2 separate regions of the Mus musculus genome follow, and region 2 is linked to region 1. Evidence: chromatin loops called from intact Hi-C (ENCODE). Cell type or tissue: heart. All regions are shown on one strand. Links, peaks and the distances in the headings refer to the core of each region. The heading gives the core; the rest is flanking DNA. Region 1 overlaps Stau2 (staufen double-stranded RNA binding protein 2). Region 2 has its middle 16 kb from the start of Terf1.

Evidence for each region. Hi-C counts contacts between places; a loop is a spot of excess contacts. Peaks named below come from ENCODE experiments on the same cell type or tissue, not always from the same donor. Only the 100,000 strongest peaks of a DNase experiment are listed, where the experiment ranks them.
Region 2: it touches region 1 in a loop (3.0-fold over the local background); 2 of 42 quality-filtered maps call a loop at or near these places.

The regions. Positions count from the first base shown.
Region 1 is chr1:16,426,855-16,442,277 of GRCm38, forward strand. Stau2 (staufen double-stranded RNA binding protein 2) reads right to left here. Exons shown (of 14, transcript NM_025303.3): 5 at 13,469-13,604. Among named protein-coding and RNA genes, the nearest start is that of Stau2, 85 kb to the right of the region's middle. In heart, for the core only: a CTCF peak has its summit at 6,744 (motif pointing left); no DNase peak of the experiment used is centred there.
Region 2 is chr1:15,782,037-15,797,459 of GRCm38, forward strand. No RefSeq gene overlaps it. Among named protein-coding and RNA genes, the nearest start is that of Terf1, 16 kb to the right of the region's middle. In heart, for the core only: a CTCF peak has its summit at 10,083 (motif pointing left); no DNase peak of the experiment used is centred there; H3K4me3 peaks cover 230 bases.

The DNA.
Region 1 (15,423 bases), core at 5,256-7,755:
TTGTTTTTCTTTAAGGACTTTTAACTCTTTAGCAGTGTTCTCCTGTATTTCTTTAAGTGAGTTATTAAAGTTCTTCTTGATGCCCTCTACCATCATCATGAGATATGCTTTTAAATCTGAGTCTAGCTTTTCGGGTGTGTTGGGGTGCCCAGGACTGGCAGAGGTGGGAGTGCTGGGTTCTGATGATGTTGAGTAGTCCTGGTTTCTGTTAATAAGATTCTAACGTTTGCCTTTTGCCATCTGGTAATTTCTGGAGTTAGGTGTTATAGTTGTATCTGGTTAGAGCTGTTCCTCTCCTGATTCTGTTAGCTTCTATCAGCAGACCTGAAAGAGTAGCTCTCTCCTGAGTTTCAGTGGTCAGAGCACTCTCTTCTTGCAGGGAAAGCGAACAGATATCTGGCGTTTGGACCTGTCTCCTGGCAGAAGATGAAGGCCCGAAACAGGGCCTGTCCCAGAAGCTGTTAGCTTCTGTAGTCCACACTCTCACCTGTGCAAACTAGTCTCAGTGGGATCCGGAAACCAAGATGGCTCCCCCAGGTGCTCTGGCAAAGCCCTCCTGGGTGGGGCAGACACCTCTCCTCTGGCAGGGAAGGTGCCTGGATGTCTGGAGCCTGAAACAGGGTCTGCCTCAGAAGTTGTGTGGCTTCTGCCTATCCCAGAAGCTGTTCGCTTCTGTAGTCCTCAGTCTCACCTGTGCAAACTTGTCTCGGTGGGAACCGGAAACCAAGATGGCTCCTCCAGGTGCTCCGGCCAAGATGAGCTTTCTGATGAAGCTTACCTAATGTGTGGTCTTACAGATACCTCTAGAAAAGAAAAAACTTTCTAAACACATGAAACTCAAGAAAAATGAAGACTGAAGTGTGGACACTATGCCCCTCCTTAGAAGTGGGAACAAAATACCCATGGAAGGAGTTACAGAGACAAAGTTTGGAGCTGAGATGAAAGGATGGACCATGTAGAGACTGCCATATCCAGGGATCCACCCCATAATCAGCATCCAAATGCTGACACCATTGCATACACTAGCAAGATTTTACCGAAAGGACCCAGATGTAGCTGTCTCTTGTGAGACTATGCCGGGGTCTAGCAAACACAGAAGTGGATGCTCACAGTCAGCTAATGGATGGATCACAGGGCTCCCAATGAAGGAGCTAGAGAAAGTACCCAAGGAGCTAAAGGGATCTGCAACCCTATAGGTGGAACAACATTATGAACTAACCAGTACCCCGGAGCTCGTGACTCTAGCTGCTTATGTATCAAAAGATGGCCTAGTCGGCCCATTGGACACGCAAACTTTATATGCCCCAGTACAGGGGAACGCCAGGGCCAAAAAGGGGGAGTGGGTGGGTAGGGGAGTGGGGTTGGGTGGGTATGGGGGACTTTTGGTATAGCATTGGAAATGTAAATGAGCTAAATATCTAATAAAAATGGGGAAAATAAATAAATAAATAGAAAAAACTTTGTATATTTGCCTTCCAATTCTTTATTTCAGGAAACTGTATATAGTGCTGAACTAGAGTCAAAACTTTCCAACCTTTACCAAGCAGCCCTACTAGCTTCTAGGTCTAGGGATGAGAAGGTAGAAGGGAACAAAGGGAACATAATGATAATGTCCCAGTTTCTACTTAAAAAGGCCAAGTAAAAAGTTTAATTTTAACTAAAATATTCAATTTTCCTAAACGATATTAAACCCATAACTCAAAGCATTCTGAGACTGTAAAAGTGGCATCAAAACACAAAGCCATGCTGCCCTCCAATGGTTCAGGGTAAATAGATTCATCTGTGTTATTCCAGGAAAATGGGAACAAGCGCAACTTTAGTATTCTGCAAATAGAAATATTAAATGCTAGAGAAAGGAAATTTGGATTCTTTGTGTGCCCAAGCTTAAAGGTGAGCTCTGACTGCTTTCTCCATATCAGCATTCTTTGCTTACGGCAGACTTCCCATCATGTTTGTTTATGAACACTTAACACACCAATCACAGCACACTCATGCGTGTGCTAGACCCTCTTTCCCAGCTCATCTTTTCAACTGAATGCATTCCTGTTCTCATTCACACTGCACAGCAGCCTTCCCTACTGGCACCTTTACTGAATTAGTTTTAAATGAACTAAATGGCCATGTATGATAAATCTATTTCTTACCACAATATTTCTGAGATTAGCAACCTTTTTCAAAGGGCCAGGACATACAAACCCTGCTATAACTATCCAGATGTATCAGAGTAGCACAAAAGCAATAGACAACACCCAAACAAGAAGCTATGGATGCACCCCAATCTAACATACACTAAAATGTCAATGTCACCTAGCTTCATGAACTGTATCTTTCTTCTTTTACCATTTTTCCAGCTTGAAAATGAAAAAACTATTCCTAATTTGCAGGCAACACACACAAAAGAAGCAAACCATATCTGGGACCATGGGCCCCAGTGTAGCAACCTCTGTTCTTTTCTATTCCATTTATTTATTATTCTTTTCTGTTCCATTGCTCTATATCTCTGTCAACATTCCAATATCTACTGATTTAATCATGTAGGGTTTTTGTTGTTGCTGTTTGGGTTTTCTTCCTCCAAACATGATCTCTTAAAGCCTGGGTTGGCCTCAAACTCACTAGGTAGCTGATCATGATCTTGAACTTCTGATCCTCCTGTATCCCTTCCTCTTCCCAGATGCATGTACCAGATTTATGTGGTGCTGGTGATTGGATCCAGGGCCCTAGCATGCTAGGCAAGCACTCATCCAACCAAACTGCATCCCAGACCTCAAAACAGATTTTAACAAGTAGTAAAGTCAGATACTGTGAGCCCTCACACTCTGTTCCTCTCAAACTTTCCTTGTTTACTAGCAGCCTTTTGCACATCTACAAAATGCTATGTTATTAAATGAACAGCTAGGATTTTCGTGGAAACTGTACTTCACCTTCATGTTACCTTCTGGAGAGTGATCATCTTAATCAGGAAGAGTCTTCCTTAGTAGGAGCAATTGTGTTATAGCTTTCAACACACACGTTGTGTACTTATTTTGTTAATTTGACTTACAAAAACAACATTTTACATGATTATAACTGCCCAGTTGTTCATGATTACTAAGCAGAACTACCATTGAGTTTTCTAGTATACAGACCTTGTATCCTGTGACTGTACTAAAAACTCCCTTATTCTAGTAGCTCTTGGTTTTCATATCTTAGAACTTTCTACACTCAAAATTGGTTTTTACAGACAGAAATAGCTTTACTTCTTTTCTAATATTTCTCTCCATTTATTTCTTACTTTATTTATATACAAGAGTTCAAGTACCACTGAAATTGAAGTGATAACAGCACATGCCAGTGTCTTGGTTCTGACTGCACAAGGAATGTATCTAGTCCAGCACTTTTCAACCTGTGGGTTACAACCCCTTGGGCATCCAAGAGCCCTTTCACAGGAGTCACCTAAAATTATTATAAAACACATTACAATTCGTAACAGTAGCAAAATCACAGTCATGAAATGGCAATAAGTAACATTTTCATGGTTGGGGTTACATCATAAGGAACTGTATTGAAGGGTCACAACATTGGGGAGATTGAGAACCACTAATCTAGGCAGCTGAAGATGATCTCAAGACACCCCATCTTCCATCCCCAGATTGCTAAGTCTATACCCTGAACAACTGCTAGCTTATCAAATGCTTTTTTCTCTTCTAATGAAATGTTCATATAGTTTTTCTCCATTTAATTAATACAATTGATTATTTTTATTACCATACTAAACTAATCTTTTTTTCCCAAAACAAGTTTCATTTAATTGTGGTATATTACAGTAGCTAAATTTACATTGCTAATATTTCCTTAAAGATGTTTGTTAATATCTGTGGCCATATGGGTTATTAAGGTCATTCTTCTTCATTCTTGCTTTGGCCATGTATTCAGATGCTCTTCTCTGGCTTACCAGTATTTTTAGAAGGTAGTGTATTTTAAGTGTGTCTCAGTTATTTAGATTCATTTCTCTTCATTAAGAAGAGTCTAAGCCGAGCGTGGTGGCGCACGCCTTTTATCCCAGCACTTGGGAGGCAGAGGTAGGCCAACCTGGTCTACAGAGTGAGTTCCAGGACAGTCAGGGCTACACAGAGAAACCCTGTCTCAAAAAATGAAACAAACAAACAACAAAAAATGAGTCTAACACTGCAGACCCACGTAAAGACATGAGAAAAACACTTTTAAATGTACTTTTCAGTTTTCTTTCACTTCTATATCTATTCTATTGGGTGTTATCCTTACAAAGAAAATGACCTTTATGTGTAAGACATGATAAATAAAAGGAATATATTCCCCAAACCAAGGGATACAGTATACCAAATGTAAAGTCATCTTTAACTGCTAAAATACAGTTGTGCTTTTCACCACCTAAATGCTTATTCCTTTTATCCAAAAATACTTTAGAGCTCTTTACTTGACATTTTTCCATATTAAATCATATGAAATCAGAATATCAATAAGTCAAAACATGGTTGAATGCTGGTCATTTTAAGCTTTCATTTGATAGTCCCTGACCTTGAAATAGAGACTAATGAAAACACTAGATCTTGTGCCCCGGGTCCCTCAGAGACCAGTCTGCTCAGGTGCGAGTGCATACTGCAGAAGCGATACAGCTTCTGGGACAGATCCTGTTTTGGGCTCCAGACATCCGGGCACCTTCCCTGCCAGAGGAGAGGTTTCTGCCTGGTAGGACTCTGACCGCCAGAGCAGGTAAGGGAGCCATCTTGTGTCCCGTGTCCCTCGGAGAACAGTCTGTGCAGGCCAGCTCACAGACAGTGGAGGGTGAGCAAGCGGACTGCAGAAGCGACACAACTTCTGGGACAGACCCTGTTTTGGGCTCCAGACATCTGGGCACCTTTCCCCACCAGAGGAGAGGTGTCTGCCTGAGAGGGCTCTGACCTCCAGAGCAGGTGAGAGAGCCATCTTGTGTCCAGGGTCCCTCGGAGACCAGTATATGCAGGTGAGCTTGCAGACTGCAGAGGCAACAAATCTGGGACAGGCCCTGTTTCTGGCCTTCATCTTCAGCCAGGAGGCAGGTCTGAACGCCAGACCTCTGTGTACCTTCCCTGCAAGAGGAGAGCTTGCCTGCAGAGAGTACTCTGACCACTGAGACTCAGGAGAGAGCTGGACTCCCAGGACTGCTGACAGAGGCTAACAGGATAACAGGAGGAACAAGCTCCAACCAGAGACATCTATAACAACTAACACCAGAGATTACCAGATGGTGAAAGGCAAACGTAAGAATCTTACTAAGAGAAACCAAGACCACTCACCATCATCAGAACCTAGCACTCCCACCTCAGCCAGTCCTGGATAACTGAACACACCCGAAAAGCAAGACTCAGATTTAAAATCATATCTCATGATGCTAGTAGAGGACTTTAAGAAGGGCATTAATAACTCACTTAAAGAAATACAGGAGAATACTGCTAAAGAGGTAGAAGTCCTTAAAGAATTACAGGAAAACATAACCAAACAGATGATGAAATTGAATAAAACCATCCAAGACCTAAAAAGGGAAATAGAAACAATAAAGAAAACCTAAAGGGAGACAACTCTGGAGATAGAAACTCTAGGAAAGAAATCAGGAACCATAGATGCAAGCATCAGCAACAGAATACAAGAGGTGGAAGAGAGAATCTCAGCTGCAGAAGATTCCATAGAGAACATGGGCACAACAATCAAAGAAAATGCAAAAAGATCCTAACTCAAAACATCCAGGAAATCCAGGACACAATGAGAAGACCAAACCTATGGATAATAGGAGTAGATGAGAATGAAGATTTTCAACTTAAAGGGCCAGCAAATATCTTCAACAAAATTATAGAAGAAAACTTCCCTAACCTAAAGAAAGAGATGCCCATGAACATACAAGAAGCCTATAGAACTCCAAATAAGCTGGACCAGAAAAGAAATTCCTCCCGACACATAATAATCAGAACAACAAATGCACTAAATAAAGATAGAATATTAAAAGTAGTAAGGGAAAAAGGTCAAGTAACATATAAAGGCAGGCCTATTAGAATTATACCAGACTTCTCACCAGAGAATATGAAAGCCAGAAGATCCTAGACAGATGTTATACAGACACTAAGAGAATACAAATGCCAGCCCAGGCTACTATTGACACTATTGCATATGCCAGCAAGATTTTGCTGAAGGGACCCTGACATAGCTGTCTCGTATGAGGCTATGCCAGTGCCTGGCAAATACAGAAGTGGATGCTCACAGTCATCTATAGGATGGAACACAGGGCCCCCAATGGAGGAGCTAGAGAAAGTACCCAAGGAGCTGAAGGGATCTGCAACCGGATATGTGAAACAACAATATGAACTAATCAGTATCCCTAGAGCTTGTGTCTCTAGCCTACATATGTAGCAGAAGATGGCCTAGTTGGCCATCGTTGGGAAGAGAGGCCCCTAGGTCTTGCAAACTTTATATGCCCCAGTACAGAGGAACGCCAGGGCCAAGAAGTGGGAGTGGGTGGGTAGGGGAACAGGGTGGGGGGAGGGAATAGGGAAATTTTGGGATAGCATTTGAAATGTAAATAAAGAAAATATCTAATTAAAAAAGTTACCTTTAAACTAGATAATCACTGTAAAAGTAGACTTCAAATATAAAGGGATTGTCTTAAAAATAATAATAAAAAGTAAAAACAAAACAAAACAAAAAACCCCACTAGTCTCTACACTTTGGCAGTACACAAGCACCACCTAGTGGCTGAAATCAAAACGGTATCTTTCACCTTCCCCACTCCAAGTCTACTGTACAAACTACTGTCACTTATTAGGCACAAGAGTGGGTTTCTTTGAAAAGAAAGTCTGGCAAAGAAAAACCACAAGGGCAAGAAAAAGATGGAATCAAGGAAGGTCAAGCGCTGTATCCAGCTAGCCTTAGGGTCTGCCTAACAGACGCCCCAGTTATGTGGGGCAAAACCCCATTCTCAAATAGCATAATCTGAGTGGAAGATCTTTCAAAATATGTGTCAGAAGGACAAGGGGCTGAAAGCCTCCTGCCAAGCAATAATAACTTTTCATTTGTAAATAGACAATACTTATCAACTATTAATAGGATGCCTAGTTTAACTCATTCTATTCTTTTCTACATAATTTATTTATAAAGAGGTGGCAGAATGGGGCCAGGTAGATTGAGCAGCAAGCAAAGGTGCTGCTGCCAATCAAGCCTGGTAGCCTGAGTCTGCTTCCCAAGCCCACAGAAGAGGAGAGCAATGGTTCCTGTACGCTGCCCTCTGACCTCCATGCATACATGATGGCATAACTGTAACACACCTCATACACACGCACACACACACAAATTTGAAAAGAAAACCTTTTACAGATGACATGCAGAAATACATGTACTGTGAATAAAGACCGTGAGTTAAAGGTATGGTACCCGGCCTGCTATGCTAGTGGAAGACATGCCTTTTGGAAGTGGGGCCTCTGTGGAAGTAGTCCAGTCAATATGAAGGTGTGCCACTGAAAGGGGTACTGAGGAGCTAGAGAGATGTCTCCGTGGTTATGAGCATTTGTTCCCAATTCCCCCATGGCGGGTCACAACTATCTGTAACTCCAGTCCCAGAGGATCTAATGCCTGTCCTCTCTCGACCTCCTTGGACACCAGGCATATACGTGGTGTACAGAAATACCTATAGACAAAACACTCATACACAGAAAATAATAAAGGAAATCTAAAAATTCATCTTTGATAATATAAAAGGAGTCTGAAATCAGACTGTCCATCTTTCTGTCTTTGCACCTAGCATCTGAAGGTGAATGGCGTCTTCTACCATGGACTCCCAGGAAGATGTTCTACCTCACCACAGGTGCAGAGGCAGTAAGGTCCAATCACCAGGGTTGTACACGTCCATACTTGGAAGCCTGAAGCCTTGTGTGTCAGAATGTACCTGTAACTTGAGGACTTAAGAGGTAATGCAGGAGGATTGGGAATTCAAAGCTAACCTCAGCTACACTATGAGCTTCCATAGAAGACTCAGTCTAAAAAAGTTAAAGGAAAAAGGATTACCCTTCCCGTTTTTACAACAAGGTCTTCTTACTTTGTTGCTCAAGTTAGCCTCAAATTTATGTTATCCTTCTGTCTCAGCCTGTCAAATGGGGAAATGCCAGGGTTACAGGCAAAAGCCCCGTGCCCAGCTGACTATTTTGTCACAGTAATAGATAATTAACACATGCATAAGCTGTTCTCCAACCTTCCCTTAGCTGTCCAGTCTCCTGACACAATACGACATTTTTTTATCTACAAATACGAATATCCCAGGATACATGCACACATGCATGTAGGCTAAGCACATCTACTCACAGTTTGTCATTTGGATATTAAGTGCTTTCTATTTGTGGAATATCAACTAGGGCCTTAGACAAAGAGAAAAACACCACAAGATGCAGCTACAACCAAGCATCCTGGGTGTTAACAGGAGAGAAGTACTTCAGAATCCCCCCTGTATCACCAAGTTGTACAAGAATAAACCTCTCCACTTATAAAACAGAACAGAGGAAAATAACATTCTGCTTAGGCCTCTATATGAGCTCAAGCAGAAAATCCAACAGCAAAGAACAAAGAAAACAACAGCTAATTACTATTTATATTACCTTAAGTAGGAAATGAGATAAGTTTTCAAAAGTATCCCTAAGTGATGTTTCTTGGACTTAGCCTCTCAGTTCCTGGTTTAAGCAGCTACCAGTTAATCTGGAATCTGCCAAGAAGTAAGCTGCCTCCAATCTTGTGCTCCACATCTCCGGAGCAGATTCTAGCTTAAGCTGTCATCAGCAAATTCAGGTCACACATGAAATCATACCTTTTAGAGATTACTGAGTAATGCTGCCTTTCTAAGGAGGCTTTCCAGCTGAAACTGGCATTGCAGCTTGAGGTGAGCTCTTGGAGTCTTTTACCCTCTTTGTTATCAGCAGAAAAACCATAAAGAATGCAAAAATATAAAGGGAAAGAACTCCTGATATGAGGAGACATTTGGAGAACATGTAGGTACAAGTCCTGCTCCCCCATGGAATACACAAATCAGATCTCAGAATTAGAAATGAGAGGAAAATATTAACATTTCTTAACAACATGTAGAAAAGTGAGTAAACCAAATTACATCCCATGACCCTGGACCCTTGGCCCTCCTGCCACCTCTGCTCCCCCTGGTGCCTGTGTTCCAGACACAGTCTACACAGTCAAGGCAGCCAAGAGCCCCAGACACAGTTTACACAGTCAAGGCAGCCAAGAGCAGGCATCCTCCTCCCTGCTTTCGTTCACATGGTTCTTTGTTTGTCCTACCCCTCCTTCCCCCGTTTCTTTCCATCTTTGTCAAGTGCCCCTCCTCAGTGACTGCACCCCTCTTACCCACTGCCTCTTCCTCTAGAACATGAACGTATAAAGCACCAGGATTGCTCTCTGATAATCCATCACTTTAGTGCCAGATTGCTTTATTTGAAAATAATAAATTCACTAGTCAAAATTTTAGTAAGCAACCAGGGATTAAAATATATATAAAAGAAATCATGTTAAAACAAAACTGTTGTCATGAATGTCACTTAATACATTACAAGTGTTTTATCCTGGGCCCTGTGGAGATCAGGGTAGACCTCCTCAAAGGCACTGTGGAGATCAGGATAGACCTTCCTCAAAGGCACTGTGGAGATCAGGGTAGACCTTCCTCAAAGGTCAAATCAGGATAGACCTCCTCAAAGGTCAAACCCAGAACTGTAAACACCATCCTGTGTGGACCTAAAGTACTGTCAATCAAGAAGCCACAGACACCTGCACATCCATGTTTACTGCCCCATTATTCACAATAACAAAATATATATAGATCCAAATGGAAGAGAAAACGTGGTGCGTATACACAATGGAGTGTTACTCATCCAAAAAGATGAACAAACCTTAATCTTTTGCAGGAAAATGGAACAAGAGATCATCATGTTACACAAAATAAGCTAGACTCAGAAAGACATATACCATGTTTACTCTCATGCACAATCTGTATTTTTTTTTTTTTAAAGGAAGAAATACAGACAGGGTACTCTTTGGGAAAAGAAATGAAGAAGGAGGGGAAAGGGGAAATAAGAAAGGATAGTGATTAAATTATATACAGCTATAAAATATCATAATAAATCTGTTGTTTTGCATAATTAGCATAATTTGCAAATAACCTATTTTGAAAAGAGAGAAAATATGAGCTAGGTATCGGGATGCCAGCCTGGACTACACAGAGTTCAATGTCAGCCTAGATAAGATTGAAGAACTCTCTCCACCTTCTCCCCAAAATCAGATAAAAAAGTGGGGAACTTAAAAATGAAACATATTACATGTATAAAATGGACTGTGTGCTCTTTGCTTGTTTCTACTGTACTGAAGCAGTAGCTAGCTCTAGGGATGCCAGGGAACCACAGGCCTAAAGGAAGAGCAACGGCACATAGTATGAAGAAGGGTAGGGTAAAGCTGTACTGCACACTCTGAGCTGAGAGCCAGGAAGCCTACTGGGGATGCCACAGTGAGAAAGAGAGACACTGGGAAAGGGATAGGGCTGGAGAGATGGAAAATGCCTGGCAAGCCAGACAGGCTGAGGGTATTAGCCAAGCTAGAAGGGGGGATGGGAGGTACTCTGAAAGCATCACCTAAGTGGGGACTAAATCAGAAATCATCCCATACAGGCCAACTCCAGGTAAGTAAGAAGACCACATAGAGCAGCTGTCAAAGGACATAACCTTCCAATGAGACATAAGGGCTTCCTAGCATAAAGTAAGACACACTGAGGAGGAGGAGGAGGAGGAGGAGGAGGAGGACGACGACGACGACGACGACGACAACGACGACGAGGGAGAAGAGGAGGAGGAGGAGGAGACACAGGAAGCCAGAGAGACTAGACAGGAGTTATTTACTTAAGAGTAACTCCTAAAAGAAGTAGTCAGAATTCGAACAGTACCATTTTAAATGGAAACCGTTAATTTCTACTACCAAACAAGGCACTACAAAGCATTAAGTTATATATAAACTAAATTATTATATTCTCTATACATCTGATTAGCAGTAAGTATATAAAACCTTAACAAAGGCATTACAAATACTGATCACATATCAAAGTTCTTATATATAATAATGAAATTGTAAGCCAGGTAGTAGTTGCCCATACCTTTAATATAAGCACTCAAGAGACAGAGGTAGGTGGGTCTCTGTGAGTTCAAGACCAGCCTGGTCTACAGATCGAGTTCTAGGATAGCCAGGACTACACAGAGAAACCCTGTCTCAAAACAAAACAAAACACAAAAGGAGGAGGAGGGCAATGAGGAGGAAGAAAAATTGTTTTTAAATATCAATATCAAAAGCTAATAAAATTATAACAAGACACAAAGTTAAAAGGCAAAATATAGGCAGAAAAATTACAAACAAAATAGATTGACTGTTAATAATGTTAACACAAACATTTGAAAACTAGTCAGGAAATGCAATAAAAATAAATTAAAACAGACAAATAAAAAGATACCTAGTAAGCACCTGAGGACAGCCCTGCTTGGGAGCAGTCAGCATCACAGAAAGCTTTAAAGATCACTTTGTAACTTTCAAGCAAAGTAACGTATTTCAAAATTCAGAGCTATAAAAATAGAAAATGCATTCTCAAATGCTATAAAAAATGAAAACCAGCATTGTCATGGTATTCATCCTCTGTACTTGGCTTTCTTCTATGTCCTGGACATTGCAAACATATAGAAGGGTATGTAGAATATTGAAAATTCCTTACTGTGACAATCCAAAAATAGATATTTCTGAATTTACAGAATGACTTTAGAACATTTCTTTTAAAAAATGAAAATTGCCAAATCCAATTAAAACTCAAGATTTTTTCCTCCAGAGGAAATTATTAAAATTAGTAAATATCTTGGTAACCTCTTTTAATGAAAAATTAGAACAGAATTGTAATATGGTTGAGTAATATATTATTCTTAATTGTAATATTCCTCCTGTAGTGATCTACATCTAGGAAATAACAGAGCTATAAACAATATTTGTAAATAAACATAATAAACCTATTTCTATGATGCTATTTATGTAGGGTATGTGTCTATAATCCCAGGGAAGGAGGTAGACACCAGCTCAGGTGTCAGAACAATGTACACAGGTGAAAATACACCTTGCCAGATGAGGCCATCTATAGCCAGCTCTAAAAGGCTCTAAAAGAACAATTATATGTCACATGGTCTCTACGCTGGGTGAAAAAAGTACCATATCGCACACACAGATTAAACAAGTTAAGAATCAGCCATACTATTCAACAATTAAGAAAGAGAGAACCCAGATATAAGCAGTATTAATAAATCTCAAAACAGAGCAAGAAAACCATCGGTTACAGTAAAAGAAGCCAGAGAGATTATGTGCAGCACATATTTATATGACAGAACTAATCTGTGGCAAGAGATTGAAGATCACTTCTGGCAAAGGGTGTGTTGTGAGCATGGAAATCTAAGGGAACCCTGCCATGATGGCAAATCCATCAAGACACACTTAGGTTAAAAGTCAGTGAAGAGAGAACAGATGCATACATACATGAGGTCATCAAGATATACACTGATGATCTGTGCATTTTATTGTACATATACACATGTATTACAGAACAACTCAATTTCCATTAAATATGTTTATACACAAAGAATAATTTAAAGTAAATCAAAATATTTACAGTAGCGAGCTCTAGGGTAGCAAGATATTTCTATTTCTTTACCATCTAGCATTTTCTACATTCCCTATGATTAGTTTTGTATAAGTTTTACAATAAGGATTGTGGTGGTTTGAATAAAAATGACCCCCATAGGTCTATAGGGAAAAGGCACCATTAAGAGGAGTGGCCTTGTTGGAGTAAGTTGCTGGAGGAACCATATTACTGACTCTTCCTGCTGCCTGTAGATCAAGATGTTTGTAAGCCAGCCCCAATTAATGCTTCTCTTTATAAGAGTAGCTGTGGTCATGGTGACTCTTCACAGCAATAGAACCCCTCACAAGAAAAGAGATCCTGTTTTTATTTTGAAATTTCTACACTCTTGTAAAGTTGCACTTGAACTATCACAACTGTGCCATATGCAACAAAGACTTAGTAAAGCCTCTCCAAAGAAGTTGCTATAAATCACAAAAATGCAAGGCCATTAACGCAGTCATCAAGTCAGGAAAGGCAGACACCAAGTGTACTGTGGTGAGGGAGTGAGAATGCTGCATGGCGGGTCCCGAGGCTTGTGTACATTAGCAAAGAAAGCTTCTGAGGCTACAGAGTTTTGTTTCTGTTCTGCCTTTAACTTCCAACACACTTGGTGAGTCTGGTTTATCTAAACTCCCAAGATGCCCAAGGTCAATTGTGTTCACAATGCAAATATCCTTAGAATGTCAAAAACGTCTGCAATATGCATAAAATAGTAAATAAGAACAAAACCAAAGAAGACATACAAACCTCTGATTGTACATGCCCCGGAAGTTGTAGTTAGCTCTATAATTTGGGAATGGCTTTGGATCTAGTGGCCTGTAGATGGCAGGCTCTCCCCTTTTCATAGCGAGCCCATTCAGTTCCACAGTTGGAGTTATACTACCTGTTTAAAAACATTAGAGATACACAGGTGAAACATTGTCACAACAAACCACACCAGCTAGACTTCAATTAGTAATCTCTGAAGGAGGGGGAGTGGAAGGCCTCTCCACACAGTTCTCTAATTAATATAAACAAAGTTTAAACTAAGTTTTAGCATTTTCTGTACTTAAAAAATTCAACTGTATAGTCATATTATTTAAAACCAAATAGTAACTAGTTTGGATATCAATTTTATAAATACCCCAGAAATGTATGCATATTTAATCATTAAAAATATCACCTGTTAATAATTTTATTTATTTATTCATTGCTAATCAAGGAAGTAAACATTAGCAATTAATACAGGGTTAGCAGTAATGCTTTGACTTATCTGATGATAATCTGTGGGTGAGACTTTCAAAACCTAAAATGCCATCTAATCCCAGGAAATACCAAAAAAACAAACAAAACCCATACAGTCAGTACCTATAAAACCCACCAATGTGCCACCAGATGCCTAAGCATCACAATATAAACCACTCAACAATAAAGCAGACCAGACCCGCTTGCTTTCACTCTCTTCCTTTCCTTGTTTACTTTTTAACATAACAAAACGGTGTGTATTCTGCCCTACCTTTCATTTAAGAAAATAAGATATAAGCATTTATTTGCTTTTTTTAAGCATAAAGCCAAAACTGAGATTTTATTCATAATTACACAAAAATTTCCGGGGGTGGGGGGGAGAGAAACCACTAAAATACAAAGGAAACACAATCTAATTGTGAACTGAGTTTGTGATTTAATGAGAAGGAAATTTTTAACTAATTTTTAAAAATACCAATGAGATTTACTCAAAAAAAAAAAACAGAACAAAACAATCTCAAACTGTTTTCCATATTCATATTACCAGAAGTATGAATTTTAATAGTAACATACTTTAAATTCAAATAAAATTAAACCAAAATAGAGACAAATATTTTTAAAGAAAAAAAAAAAACACAAGTGCACTAAAACTAAACTAAACTGATGGCCTTAACTGTGCAAGTTAATTATTTTAAACGACTTTAAAGACAGCAAAATATTTGTAGCCTAAAGAAAAGGAAATTGAGAAATATTTCTAGCAAACATGCTACTGATGTCAGTACTATTATTACATTATTATACATCCAAAGATAGGTGCAAAACAAATTAAAGTACAAATAACTGTGTTTATGTTAGAATCAGATAATGAAATGTAAAAATCAAATACATGAATTAATCTAAAATATGAATCAAACGTGTAAGTATCTGATGTATCTCTCTCTAAAAACAAAAAGCAGAAGAAAGGTGGTGAGACTGTGGCAGGCTGCTGGCGTAGTGTGCTCAGAGCCTTGGGTTTGATCCCAACGCCATCTGAAGCAGGAATGGTAGTACATGCCTGCAATCCTAGTGCCTGGAAGTATACAAGAAGAGCAGACATTCAAGCTCATCTAAGCAACACACTGACGTAAAAGCCAGCCTGGGCTCTACCACAAAAGTAAATATAAAAAAACTTTAAAGGAATATGGTATTTCCCAGCTCTATCTACTTAAGAGAGGCCAAGCAATGTGTTAGTAACGAAGGCAGCCAGCACATCGAGTGTAGCTTATAAGTGTCACTCCCCATTTAAAGCATGCACACTCCCACAGGAACATCCTTGGAGACATGGCGGATTCCAGGTCTGCACATGATGCTAATGAAGGGAAAGGATCAAACCCTTACCTTGCCTTTCCTGAATAAACCGTATTTGGAATAAGATGGTAAAAAAGAGGAACGTTCATCATATTAGCTGGGATTCCAGCAAAAGGAATGAAGTCCGCCCT
Region 2 (15,423 bases), core at 8,527-11,026, 640 kb before region 1:
TAAAAAAAAACCCCACACACTAAAAATACTACCATTCTAAATTACACAGCAAGACTCTCAAAGAGCGTAACTATTGACCCTTCACCAAACTGCTGAAATAAAGTTCAGACACATACAGCAGGATAAGAATATTGTTTTCAAAGATTCTATACATATATTATACATTGATAATGTTTTTAGAGTGAAATTCTTCTGGTAGGAAATTGTCCGCAAAGGTAAATTAGTAAAAGAAGTGACCTTGTTTCTAATTAGAATTCCTGCATTGCATTTCAAAAATTATATTAAGAAACTTCAGGGCCATTCATACACTAAAGAAAATAATGATGGCAACCAGATGGTTTAGCATTAGTTGGTATCTTAGAATTTGTTAGACTATTTCTACTCAACACCTTCACTCTTGGTAGTAATACATTGTGTTAGTAGTATCTCACATGATTAATATTTCAAAATTATAATACCCTCTCCTTATAAGCCACCTGGGGGACCTAAGAAATAACTTTTATGCTTTTGACACAGAAATCCCTGCAAAATCATGCAAATCAAGAGGTGCCAATCTGTGTTCTCTTTAAGAACACCCATAAAACTTCCAGTTACCTGTAGAATTCATGTCCCCAAATCCTCCAACTATCAGAAAGACATAGTTTTAATATATGAGCACACATTTAATGATGCATGTCTATAAAGATGCCATGGTAAAACCCATTACTTTGTATAATAGCAAAACAAAAAGGCAAAAATAAAACAGGAAAAGTGGCAGCATGCACTATAAAAGTAATTTTTTATTCACCTGATGTAATTGTCCTCTCTACTGATGAATAAGCTTGCCTTTTCTTGTTCTTTCTGTGTTCTGGCTGTTTGTTCAATTCAGCTAGCTGTTCTGGCTCAAACTCTTCTCCAAGCTTACTGACTTCTTCTGGCTTCTGTCAGCTTCTCACTGAATTTCTCTGCTTGGACTCAAACTAACTCTGGCAATTTGTTCTAGTCTTCTGGTTCCATTTTACTCTCTGGCTTGTTCTGTTTTCACTGTGGCCTGTCTCTGTAAAATAGTCCCAGTAAAATTGCCTTCCCCCCAGCACTGCTCTCTTAAGTCACCTCTTCTTCCTGTCCTTTCCTGTCCCCCATGAGAGTTGGGCATATCCCATCTCAGACTCACACTGTCAAATCTTTCTGATTGGCCCCTCAATTAGACATCACTTTTAAACATGGTTAATTTCTGTGATCTCTTGCCAGAACAACTATGTTGCTGGAGTAAAATTCCTCTACAACATACCATGTCAGTAGGGTAGCCATATGTGCCTGGGCCAAAGAGTGAAAAGGGAATTGGACTTAGTACTTCAAAAAGAAAGTTACATTTTTTTCCTATTGTGCTTAAAAATGCAGAAAGTTATGTTGATTTAGGTATAGACTTTCTGGCCATTAAAGACACCCAAGTGAACAAAACACCACCAAACTTACAGTATATGAACTCCAACATGAAATGCTTTTTCATCACTAGGACCAAATACCTGACAAAAAAACAAATTAAGAAAGGTGTGTTTGTGTGTACAGTTTGTGGGGTTACAGTTTATTATGGCAGGAAAGTCAAGGAAGTAGGTGATTTGTGCTGTTGGAAGCATGAGAGTTCCTCTCAGTAGCTCAGGAAAACAAAGAGAAGACTTCCTGCCTTCAGTGAGGCAGAGCATCACGGTGGAAGCATGTTGCAGAACCAAGCCACATGCCTCATCACTAGGGAACAAGAGGGAATGAGGATAGAACAGCTCCACGATCTTCTTCAAACGATATGCCTACAACTGCCTGAAGACCTCCCGCTAAACACTACTTCTTGAAGATTCTTCCATCTCCCAGTAATGCCACACTGGGGATTAAGTCTTTGCCTTATGGACTCTGGGGAAACACTTAAGACTCTAAATGTAAGCCAGGCATGGTGGCTTATGTCTGTAACCCAGCAATTAGGAGACAGAGGCAAGAAGATCACTGTAACTTTAAAGTCAGTCTTGTCCATATATTGAGTTCCAGGCCAGCCAGGGATACCTATCAAGTCATAGGTCTAGAGATACAGGTCAAGGGAAAAATATCTGGTTTGCATGTATGAAACCAAGGTTTGTTTGGGGTGGGGGATCAGAGACAAAGACAGAGGAAGAAAGACAAGCAGGGATGGAAAAAATGGAGGGTAAATAGGGAGGGCATGTTGGTCTAGATTATAGATGGGTGGATGGGCAGATAGATAATAGAGATAGAGATAGACAGACAGATACATACATACGTACGTACATACATACATACATACATACATACATACATACATTCTTTTTTATTTTCTTTTGGTTTCTTCAGACAGGATTCCTCTATGTAGCCCTGGTTGTCCTAGAACTCACTCTGTAGACCAGGCTGGCCTCCAACTCATAGATTCATCTGCCACTGCCTCCTGAGTCCTGGGATTAAGGGCTTGCACCATAGTACTTACCTACTTATTTGTCACTCTCCCTTTTATTGTTTATAATCGTACGGCTTTATACATCCTCTTGCCTTACTGACTGGTCAATGACAAATCTTCTAAACTTCATGAACACATGCTTGTGGCGCCTTGTTCTCCCAGTTCACAGAACACAATGACATTTTCTACTCATTACCACTGATAAAGTTTTAAACTCTGTAGTGACCTCAAGAGAAATCTGCAAAATACCTACTTGCAACTGAAAAAACTTAGAAAAATCTTTGAAAAGAGATCTCAGAAACAGTACACACAGACTAATTTTTAAGTTGGCTCAGTTGGCATGTTAAAGTCATTTTATAATGATGCTCAGTCTGTGGTGAAGGTCCAGTTTCTTATTTTATCTCCAGTTTCTGCAGCTCATGACTAATTTGTAGGTCTGGCCATATGCCCATATGACAATCACTACATAGAATTCAATAATACCTGAACTTGTCTAGACCTTTACTTAACAAGACAAATCAACCAGTCCACAATTAGATGCCTCAGCAATAAGTCATCGCTATAGTCTCTAAAGCTGAGCACAGTGGTACACGTATGTATTCCATCACTTAGTGGGTGAAAGCAGGAGACTCAATTCAAAGCCAGTCTCTGCTTCATAGTAAGCTAGAGGCCAGTTGGGCTATGTGAGCCCCTGTCTTACAAAAGTTCCTAGATATTTCATATTAGTTTTGTTCTTTATTAAACAAAAGCAATAGTTCACAGCACCAATTGCAAGCTGTACTATATGTAACCCTGCACTAGAAGTTTCAATTAGCTAGGCTAGGAGTATAGTTTAGGTGGCAAAGTGCTCACCTAGCATGCTCAAGTTGAATATCCAGCACCACACAGAACCAGAAATGATGGTTCATGTCTATAATCCTAGCATTCAGGGTTGGGGTAGGATAATCAAAACTTGAAGGTCTTAACTACATACCAAGTTTCCAGTAAGTCTGAACAATATGAAATACTGTCCTAAAAAAAATAAAATCAATTGGATCTGGAGAGATGGCTCAGTGGTTAAGCATACTGGCTGCTCTTGCACAGGACCCTGGTTCAACTCACAACACCCACATGTCAGCTCATCACCATCTGTAACTCCAATTCCAGGAAATCTAGCACCATCTTCTGGGTAATCTGTAACACCAACACACACACACAAACACACACACACAAACACACACACACACACACACACAAACACACACAAACACACACAAACACACACAAACACACACACACAAACACACACACAAACACACACACACAAACACACACAAACACACACACACAAACACACACACACAAACACACACACACACAAACACACACACACAAACACACACACAAACACACACACACACACAAACACACACACAAACACACACACAAACACACACACAAACACACACAAACACACATAAACACACACAAACACACATAAACACACACAAACACACACACACACAAACACACACACACAAACACACACACAAACACACACAAACACAAACACACACACACACACAAACACAAACACACACAAACACACACACACACAAATAATAAGATAAATCTTTAAAAACAACAATTGCCGGGTGGTGGTGGCACACGCCTTTAATCCCAGCACTTGGGAGGCAGAGACAGGCGGATTTCTGAGTTCAAGGCCAGCCTGGTCTACAAAGTGAGTTCCAGGACAGCCAAGACTATACAGAGAAACCCTGTCTCGAAAAACCAAAAAATAAATAAATAAATAAATAATAAAAAAAAAATAAAAACAACAATTATCCCGAATGGTTCTTTCCTGAGAGTATCAGTTAACAATATATTAAATGTAGAAAATTTAGAGTCCCCTCTCTTTTTTTTTTTTTTTTTTTTTTTTTGGTTTTTCGAGACAGGGTTTCTCTGTATAGCCCTGGCTGTCCTGGAACTCACTTTGTAGACCAGGCTGGCCTCGAACTCAGAAATCTGCCTGCCTCTGCCTCCCGAGTGCTGGGATTAAAGGTGTGTGCCACCACACCCGGCTTAGAGTCCCCTCTCTGGAAATGTTTATTTGCATAAATTTCACAATCTAAACTGTCAATTTTTTGCTAACATTTATAATTTTTGTTTTATTATGTGTGTGTATATATATATATATATATATACAGATATACATGTGCCACATAAGTGCGGATATCCTTGAAAGTTAGAAGAGGACACTGAATCCCCTGGAAGTGGAATCACAGGCTGTAGTGAACATTATGTGCTCTTCTAGAAGAACAACTACTTTTAATAACTGAGCCATCTCTCTAGACCCCCAAAAGTGCCACGTGAAGAGTTATGAGAATAAGGGTCTGATATCAGTGTATACAAGCTCTGATCTTAGTTGCACATTTAGTGAATGTATGCTCTTAGGCAAGTTACTTAACTTCTTACCCTCAGTTTGGAATGCGTGGGTAACATGTTACAAAAATGGTATGGGATTTGGATTAATGATGGTGTGAGGTATTTACCAAATTGCCTACAGTGCAGCTATGAATGAGAATTGCTGCTTCCATGATTTGCATTTTGTATTTGTTGGTCAGTGAGTGCTGAGATTTGAACTCAGGGCCTTATACATTCTAAGCACATACATGTTGTACAACATAGCTTGTACCCCAGAGCCTATGTTTAAATTGGGAAAATTGTCTTGCTATTGACATTAATTTGCAGCCCATAATTTCATTTTACTCGAGTACAGCTTACTTTTAAAAAGTGCTTGTAACAAGTTGGGTATGATAGTTCCCATCTACAATGCCCCTACGCTGTCAGAAGCTGTTAGGAAGGAAGACAGTTGGTGGGTGAGAGCAGACACCCGTTCTGAAAGCAGGGCCATTAACTTAGCATAGCATGCAAATTTGAAGCTGAGTCCAGGATGGGGGAATTCTACTTCGGGAGTCTAGAAAGCATATTAAACATACAAACAAACAAACATGCACTGGGTAACCATTGAAAGCATAAATGTGGTATAAGAAAAACAGCAGTTGTTTTTTTCCAGGGTCTAACTCAGAGCTGAGAGCATTTGCTCCTCTTTATATGGGAGATAACTACCCTCATTTCCATTGTTATATTCTATTGTATATAAAATATTTGTAATTAAATATGAAGACTGGGTAGCTTATAAAGGTTTTTGCTTAGGAGCACTTCAGGATGAACCTGTGTCCTTTAGAATTCTAGAAAGGCACTCAACTATATCTCCACTCCTCCCGCCCCTTTTTTTCCAAATAGAGTTTTGCACAACCTAGGCTGCTTTCCAACTCACTTGTAGCTGAGAATAACTTTGAACTTCTGATCCTCCTGCCTCTGACTTCCAAATGCTGGGATTATAGGTATACTCATGATGGCCAGTTTATATAGTTTGTAGGGTTTCAGGAATGCTAGGGAACTACTAACTTTACCAACTGATCTACATCTCCAATACTTCACAGACTACCACTGCCACCGCCATCACCATCACTACTTCCACCTCCACTGACACTGCACACACTCGTGTGTGTGTGTGTGTGTGTGTGTGTGTGTGAAATTTTAAAGCAGGCCTTAAATTTGCCATCTTCCTACCTCCTCCTCCAGAGTAGCTAGGATTAGAGGTCTACATAACCTGCTTTTCTGGGTTTTGTTTTGTTCTGTGTGTGACAGGGAGATGAGAGGGGAGAGTTGTTTTATAACTTATAGCTCTAGAACTGGAAAGGCCAAAAGCACTGTGCTGGTATTTGGCCAGCATCGAACCCTTCTCACTGCATGCTCGTAGCATGGCTGAGGGAGGCACATGGTGAGAGAACAAGGTTCGAGCTTGTGGTCTCTCTTCCTCTCTTTGTGAGATCACAGTATCTAACACTAACTCCTTTACTCCTGTAAATGCCACCACTTTAAGTTTAGAGATTGACTTTTGCAGAGGACACATCAAACCCCAGAAGGAAGGAAGGAAGGAAGGAAGGAAGGAAGGAAGGAAGGAAGGAAGGAAGGAAGGAAGGAAGGAAGGAAGAAGAAACCAGAACAAATGGGAAAATGTGGTAAGCAGGCAAAAGCTAAAATATAAAATATAACCCGAGAAAGATAAAGCATACGGCATCTAGAAAACACAAGGAGCAAGCAGTTTCACAAGGAAAAGACAGAGCTCATGGACATTAAAATCCTAGCCAGGGACAGGCAGTGGTAAGAGCACTTGCTGTTCTTAAGAGGTCCTGGGTTAGATTCTCAGCATCTACAGGGTGCTCACGACCTTCTCTTCACCCTCTGACCTCAGGGTGAGCCTCCATGCACCATGCATGGTGCACATAAACTCAGGCAGGCATACATGCAGACACATACATAAAAATTACATCTTTTCCAAAAGCAAGGTTTAAGTTAGAAGAACTAAGTACTCTTGTCGTAATACTTAGTTCCATTTCCGAGAAATGGAAAACCACAAGAGAAAAACGATTTTTTTTTTCCTAACAAACAATTAGCCAAAGAACTTTTTATTGACCATTAGAAGAGCCAGAAACAGAGAAGACATGGAGCAGGGAAATTACTAGAAATAATGCAATTCATTAGACTCATGAGACAGGACTAAAGAATATGACTTTCTAAATTAAAAATAATCACCAAGAAAAAAACATGTTAAACAACATCATGAAATTTCAGAAAATGGCATAGAGGGGAAATTGTTAAAAGCTTCCAGACAGGAGGAAAATAAACGTTTTCAAAAGAAAGAATTCAAATTGTAATCGCATCAGATCTCACTGTATTTTACTGGAAACAAAAGGACAATGAGGTAAGGTCTTTCAGCACTTTCCAGTTGTCGATCTAGAGCTCAAACAAATATTTTGATATGGAAAGTTACTGCATTTTTAGGCAAGAAGAGTTACCTCCCATACAAATAGGGACAAAGTCACCCAGATAGGAATGAAAAGAGGGCAGAGCCCCTGTTGGTTGCTTTCTTTACCCTCAATTCTCTTGCAGAACAAAGGCCCTGCCTTCTTCTTGATACCACTGTGGCTCAGTAACATGTGGTACAGGATTTTGTGGTCCTTTAGGGTTGAAAGGTATAGATCAGTAGATTGAATGTTTTGTTTGGTTGGTTAGTTGTTTTTGCTTTGTTTTGTTTTGTTTTTTGAAACAGGGTCACATTATGTAAACCAAGCTATCCTGGAACTGGATATGTAGACCAAGCTAGCCTCAAACTTAGAGATCTACCTGCCTCTGCCTCCTAAGTGTGGGGACTAAAGGTATGTGCCACCATACCAGGCCTGTAGCTCAGTTTTGAATGGATTACTCTGCACTAAACCCATCTGGTCCTGGGCTTTTTTTGGTTGGGAGACTATTAATGACTGCTTCTATTTCTTTAGGGGAAATGGGACTCTTAAGATCATTAATCTGATCCTGATTTAACTTTGGTACCTGTAAGTTGTCCATTTCATCCAGGTTTCCCAGTTTTGTTGAGTATAGCCTTTTGTAGAAGAATCTGATGGTGTTTTGGATTTCCTCAGGATCTGTTGTTATGTCTCCTTTTTCATTTCTGATTTTGTTAATTAGGATGCTGTCCCTGTGCCCTCTAGTTTGTCTGGCTAAGGGTTTATCAATCGAATTACTAAGGATGTTAAAAAGTAGGGCTGGACCATTTTTTAAAATGTGTAGCTCACTGATATAGCACTTACTTTGGAAGCCCTAGGTCTGATCACCAATGTTGTAAGGAAAGGGAAAAAATAAGAAGGAAAACATGTGTCTGAAGTATGATTTAGTTCCCAGATGGGAATTCATGTGCTAATGAATTAAGAGTCCACCAGGAACCCCCAGACTTTGATGCAGTGGGCAGTTCCTCCCACCTCAGTTAATCAAGATAATCCGTCAAAGCCAACATGATCTAGACAACTCCTTATGAGATTCTCTTCTTCACTGACTCTAGACTGCGTCAAATTGGCAATTAAAAAAAACCATCTGAGCTGTAAATAACAATAAATGTGTACATCAGTACACAAGAAAATGAATAACCTGGAGATCATTGCATTAAGCAATAAAGTCCAGACTTGTAAAGACAAATTTTGCATTTCTTTCATGTGGAGTCTATATTTAAAAGCATATATATATATATATATATATATATACTCCAGTGAAAATGGAGGCTGGGGGGTGGCTCAGTGGGCAAAGTGCCTGCTATGCAAGTATGGAGACCTCAGTTCAGATATCTAGCACTTGTGTGAAAACTGGGCATTATGAACCTCTAAAACCCCAACTGCTAGTAGAGACAAGAAGATTTCCACAGCTCAATGGCTAGCCAACCTAGATAACATTGTTAGAGCTTTATTGCTGTGAAAAAATAACCAAGGCAACTCTTATACATAAAACGTTTGATTGGGGGTGGCTTACCTCCTAATAATGCCACTCCCTATGGCCAAACATTGAAATATATGTCTGGGGGGGGGGGAACCTATTCAAACTACAAGGCAAAATAATTGGTAAACTCCAGATTCAGTCCCTGTCTCAAAATAAGGTAGAGAGAGGAAGACATTCAATGACCTTCATACCCACAAACTCACATGAACACATACATTACACACACACACACACACACACACATAGAAATATGACTATAAGCCAGGCATGGTGGTGTGCACCTGCAATCCTAGGACTCAGGAATTAGAGGGATGAGGGTCTTCTGAAGATTGATGAAAGTCTAGTGTACATAGGAAATTCAGGACCAGTCAAGGCTGTATGGTGAGATACAGCCTTGTCAGGGTAGGAGTGGCCGGCTGGCAAGATGACTCAGCAGGTAAAGGCATTTGTGGCAATACCTGACAATCTGCTCTGATTCCCAAAACCCCACGGTGGAAGAAAAGCCATTTCCATGAAATCCTCTGATCTCTACATGTGTACCATGGCATGCAAGTACCTATACACATACATACACAAATATGTGCATGTAATTTTAAAAATTTTAACAGAAATTGGAAGGAAGGGAGGGAGGAAAGAAAGAAGGGAAAGAGCGAGGTAGAAACCAGTCTCTGAGACAATCGGAAGAATTCTAAAGGAAGGGGAAGAGGGAGTGAGAAATATATATACTATTGTGGGGCTGTGAAAGGCAACCTGTTTTGGTTGAGAGATGCTTGCTCTGGAGGCCCAGTAGGAAACTCTACAAGGGACGGAACAGTGAGCCACGTTCCCTGAGACAGGTGCCTGACAACCACAGAGCCTCCAACTCCATAATTCTTTGACTATCAGTCACACAGACAAAGCTCCTGGCTTTCTGGCCAGACTCTACCCCCACAGTTACATGACAATAGCCAGGTATGCTCCTCCTCTCAGTTACCTGGCAACAACAAGGTAGTCCATCTCAATATAAAAGGAGCTGCTTAGCCCCTCCTATCTCTAAGCACTCACAAAGTTACTTCTATTTGCACAATCACTTGCAAACCGGCCTTTTTGACCTTATGGCCTCACATTTACCCTGGCTTAGTTCTTTCCATCTTGGGCTTATTAGAAAATAAGGAGAAATGCAAGAAGGAATTTCACAGATTGGGAGTGGGGGAGGCTGAAAAAAAAAACTTCACGCGGAGGAAATTATACTACACAGTAGTTTAACCAAATAGTTCTCTGTATTGCGACCTCTACTGGCCAAATAAATGAACCACTAAAACTGAAGGAAAAAAAAACCAGCCAATTAAGTTTTCAAGTTCTTCAGCCAAGAACTGTCTTGAAAAGACAATTTGAGAGATATGCTATTTAGAATTGTTAAGGTCAATGGCACTCTGAATACTTTTAGTTTTAAAACGATTCTATATATTTCAAACTTATGAAGTAGAGAAAATAATAATGTGATTATAAAAAGATAAAGAAACAAGTTCTATGAGGGTGTGGTGAATTATGGGAAAATGGGGTGCCTCAGTAGGCCCATGCCAAAGCACCCCTTCTCCTTGAGGGACCAGCCACAGGATGGTCTAGCATAGAATAGAGCTTATTCAGGGCATGGGGAGGGGAGTTAAGAGAGTAGTAGAGGCAGAGAAAGGCAGAGAGAGAGAGAGAGAGAGAGAGAGTAGAGAAATAGAGACTGGCTATGACCACATGGAGAGAGAGAGGAAGGGAGCAAGGAAGAAAGGGCAGAAGGGAAGAGCCAAAGAAGGCAAGAGAGAAGCAAGAGAACAAGAGAGGAGAGAGAGAGAGAGAGAAGGGGGCAAGCAGCCCCCTTTTATAATGGGCTAGGCCTACCTGGCTGTTGCCAAGTAACTGTGGGAAAGATCACACCTGGCTGTTGCCAGGTAACTGTGGGGGTGGAGTCCAGACAGAATACCAATATAAATAGCAAATATAATAAACACACACCTGCTACCATATTATACCTTAACATTTTGCCAGATTTACCAGTCTATGTGTGTATGTATGTATGTACATATGTATGTATGTGTGTATGTGTGTATCTATATGTATATGTATGTGTGTGTTTGTGGGTATGTATGTATATGTATGTTTGTTTGTTTCTATATATTGGAGGGTAGAGAAGCAGTTAAGATGGAGCTTCACTCAGTAGCCCTAGCCTAAACTTCTGGGATTAAAGGCTTGACTAAAGGCTTAGATTTAGGTTTTGTTTTAGGTTAGAAGCAGTTGGCTAAAGAGTTAACCAGAGTACCAACTCCAGGTCTCCCAACATACTAGGCTTGTCCATACTCTCCAGAGGAAAGAAGCAGAAGTAATGCGGTTACATTGAGGGAAGGGTTTTAATTGGCATCGCTATACAGGAACACAGGAGGCAAGGATTTCCACCCATCTTCTAAGTACTGACAGCTTTAGACTTAAATCCAGGAAAGTACGGAGAGGGGAGCAAGGAATACACACAGCTAAGTCACTGCTGCTCTAAAACCAAGCAGTCTGGTTGGTCATTATCAAATCTGCGGAAGATGGCCTGAAGAAGCTCTTACTGATTGAGGGGATGCGGGAGAAAACAGCCTCACGGGCTCAGCATTGTCCATAAACACAGAGAAGCATAACCGCCGTACCCACATCTTACGTCGTAACCCTTACGTCGTAACCCTTACGTCGAGACCTTGAAAAGAGCAGAGTCACTGCCTTAATTGTTGTAGTCTCTGCCAAAGTGTTTCTTCTAGGCTACATCCCTGCAATGGCTCTCTGCCTCTCCACATATGGGACAACTTCAGACTCCCACCTCAGATTTTAAAACTAATCAATAAAATTGTAAATTACCATAAACAAAAATGTCTGTTGCTAGGTAGTGTAATGCTAAATACTGGCCCCCAAGGTCTGGTTGCCCCCAGGGACTAGGAATCCTCCCATTTACCAAGGGATGTCAGTCATATAACCTTGTCCCCCAAGTTATCTCCGATTGATCAATAAAGATGTCTACACCTTGTAGCTTGGCAGAAGAGAGGCAGGCGGGGTTTCAGTTTCCAGGCTTGAAGTTTGAGAAGTGGCCTGGATAGAACATGGGGAGTTATATCTCCAGGTTATTGACAGGAAAGTAGACAAATTAGTTTAGAGGGTTGCTATCTGCTCAGCTCTAGTGTTATGAAGGCTTGTTATAAATGAAAATTTTTTGTGTCTTTTAACTGGGAATAAATGATCAAAGATAAGGTAGAAACTCTCGAATTAATTATTACTGCAACACCAAAAAGCAAAAAGCAAATGAAAGGCCCATTTCCTAGAACTTGAGGTTATAGTCCTACTATAGGGACAACCTGTCCCCATCACAGAGTTCCTCCTGCTTGGAGCTGGTCATATCAGACCTGTCTGCGAGGCTCTGCTGTCTCTGATAATACAGATTTACAACAGACTGGAGGCTTCCGTATAACTGTTTGTAGGACTTCAAGAGTACATAATAAACATTGGCAGCTGGGCTAGAGATGGAGCTTGAATGGAAGGATGTTTACTTAGCATCCCTCAACTCCTAGGCTTAATCCCAGCTCAACAGAAACTGACCATGGTGGCACACACCGGTAATCTTGGAGAACAGAACTGACCATTGTTGTGTCCGGCCAGCAGACCACAACCTGGGTTCTAGCCTGGAAAGGCATTTTGGAAACCTGGAAGAGAAGAGGGGCTAGGTGTCGAGAGAAAGAAATGTAGCCAAGACAGTTACTCTGATCAAGGCTCAAATTTTACTGTTGCGACACTCAGTTATGAAGGAAGGGGGAGGGGACCCGATTCCCGCCGAATAATCTCTGGTCCAGTAGAAAGGTGCACGTGTGTGGCTCCGCAGGTTCCAGCAGTGGGCGTGGCAGAACGAATGAGCAGGAAGCTCCACCCCTGAGCAAGCAGGTTTCAGGCTGGGGGAGGGGAGACTACAGACCATGGTGGCACACACCGGTAATCTTGAAGAACAGAGGTAAGAATGTCGTCCTTAACTACACAGAAAGATTGAGGCCAGCCTAGGTTACATATGATGCTGTGTTAACAAACAAAACAGAAACACTGACAGTAAGATGCCTCAGTTATTCTTATGTTTGGGTCTTTAGCCTTGATGAGGGTAATGAAATAAACTAGGTATTATCCATATTTAGACAGATATCCCTAAAAGGATTAGCATGGCTATGGATTGAGACATAGGAACTCAAGATTTTAAAACAAAGGAGACAGATGAAAATTAAAAGCAGGATTTCTGTGCTTACCAGCTTTTAGTGGCTTCGGGGACTCATATGACATCAGTGATTATTAGAAAAGTCACTTGTCTCTAAATATTGTTGTCATGCTTATATACATGTAAATGGTCCCACCACCTCTTAAGAAGGTACGGCTTGATGTTTTCCTCTGTTAACATTTTCAACTTCCACTTCATTAGAATATAGGGCTTTCATGACAAGCTTTTATGAACTTAAAATACATGTTACATATGAGATATATGTTTATATATATAGTATATTTTCTCTGCAGGATGAATTTGAAAGTGTGTAGATAGATAAGGATGCTCTTATGTTCTATACAAGGGTACACATATTTTTATTATGTGTACTTCATATTGTAGAAAGGAATCTGCACATGATACATTGTAAATTGCTCAGCACATATATCCCATAAAGACTTTGCATATTGTTAACCTCTAGCCCAGGTGGTACCCAGGAAAGAAGCTAGGCTCAGTAGCCTTGAGGATCTACAAGCCCAAATGCACAAAGAGAGACAATAACAAGGAGAAAGAGAAAGGGGTGAGGAAAGATGGCTGACCAGCTCACCACAGAGAGACAAAACTAAACTGTGGAATAATTAACTTGCCTCTGTTCCCATCCCCTATACAGTGTGTTAACTGGAGATGAGACGTAAGGCATCCAGGATGCTGAGCTACTGTCTTCTCACTGATAGCAATCTGAGTATCTGAAGATTCCATTCCTTTCTCTGCTCACTGGCATTTATGGTTAGAAGCAGCATAACCTACAACATTCTAGTTACAAATCGATTCAACATTGAAATAATGGCCTTTCTCACCCATGGTGAAGATAAAAATCCAAGGTTTGGTTTTAGGGTTGGAGATGGTGCCCAGGCTCTTGAGTACCACCATCAAAACACCAAAGTTTCTATGGATGAGGTAAGCATAGTTCATGATAACAAAGGTAAGACAATGTTCACAAAAGATTCTGTGCAAAATTATTTGAAAAAAAGGGGGGGGGGAGTCAGCAGTAGCTATATCCAAGTATTTAAAATATGACAGAGACCAGCCTAAGTGCTTTCTTTGTCCTAAATTTCAATCCTTTCAACACTCCTATAAAGGAACTTCTATGCTAACCTCACTTTCGGTTTTCCTTGGGTCAGACAGTTAATGAAGGACAGAGCCTACAGGCAAATGCAACCAGTGCCCCCTTACTTTGATGCTGATGCCTTGCCAAGAGTCCTGGGAAGTGCATGGAAATTCTGCTGATGCCTGGCTTTACCAAGCTCCTCCTACTGTGGTTCTAGGGGCTCCTAACCATATCCAAACTGTGCTGGCAGTACCTCTCTTCTAAAGCCTAACTGTGCAGACTCAACATCTCCTTGACAGAAAGACCTGTGCGTGCATACGGAAGTTAACATTTCCTACTGACTCTGGTGACTGGGGCCGAAGTTGAACATGAGCTCAATATGCTGTTGAGACAAAATGTTATTCTTTTCCAGCTGAAATAATCTTGTGTTAAGGAAGAATAATTTAACAAGTTGTGACACAGTTAGTTATTAAATGGGAGGCTCTGGCAGCCCTACCTCATACTCTGTGACTTATTTGCAAAGGATGCTGTAAAATGAATTTGGGCTAAGTCTTTAGAGAAAAATAGAACATGGAGAAAAACTTTTAAAGAATGGAGCATGTCAATTCTGGCTTGTAGCCACTTTCTGTATCCCTCAGTACTTTATAGGAAGAGAGAGAGAGAAGTGTGGAGTCAGGGTTCTGGGCTCTCATCTTACTAAGTAGAAAACTCACTAGCCTCGGGAGAGTACTATTACTTGCTATTCAGCAGATTTATCCTCAGTGAAACCACGGGTTAACAAATGTATCTATCTATAACAAGAGCCTTGAAAATTAAATAAACTTATACATATATCACACTTAGAAAAGTATCTGACATCTGTTAGTTATACAACAAATGTTAGAAATATGCTCTATAGTCAGAGTGCTGGTCTTCCCTACCCCCTATTCATATGAGGGAACCTGATGTTCAACAGAGTATTACAGCATGAGACCTTTGTCATACATGGTGACCCACATGTATAATCCAATTACTCAGATTGCTGAGGTGGGGAATCTGGATTTCAATGCAATGCTGGACTATATATGGACTCAGTCTCATGAACAAAATAAATTTTTTTAAAAAATAGATAGGGCCTTCTGGGAAATGATTAAGTGATTAAGAGGTTTACCATCATGGAGGGAATTAGTGTCCTTATAAACATCAGGTCTCATGGTTGCCCACCCACCATGAGAGGACACAGGAAGAGAGTAAGTTCTCATCAGACACATAGATGGAGCTTTTCTAGCCTTCATAACTGTG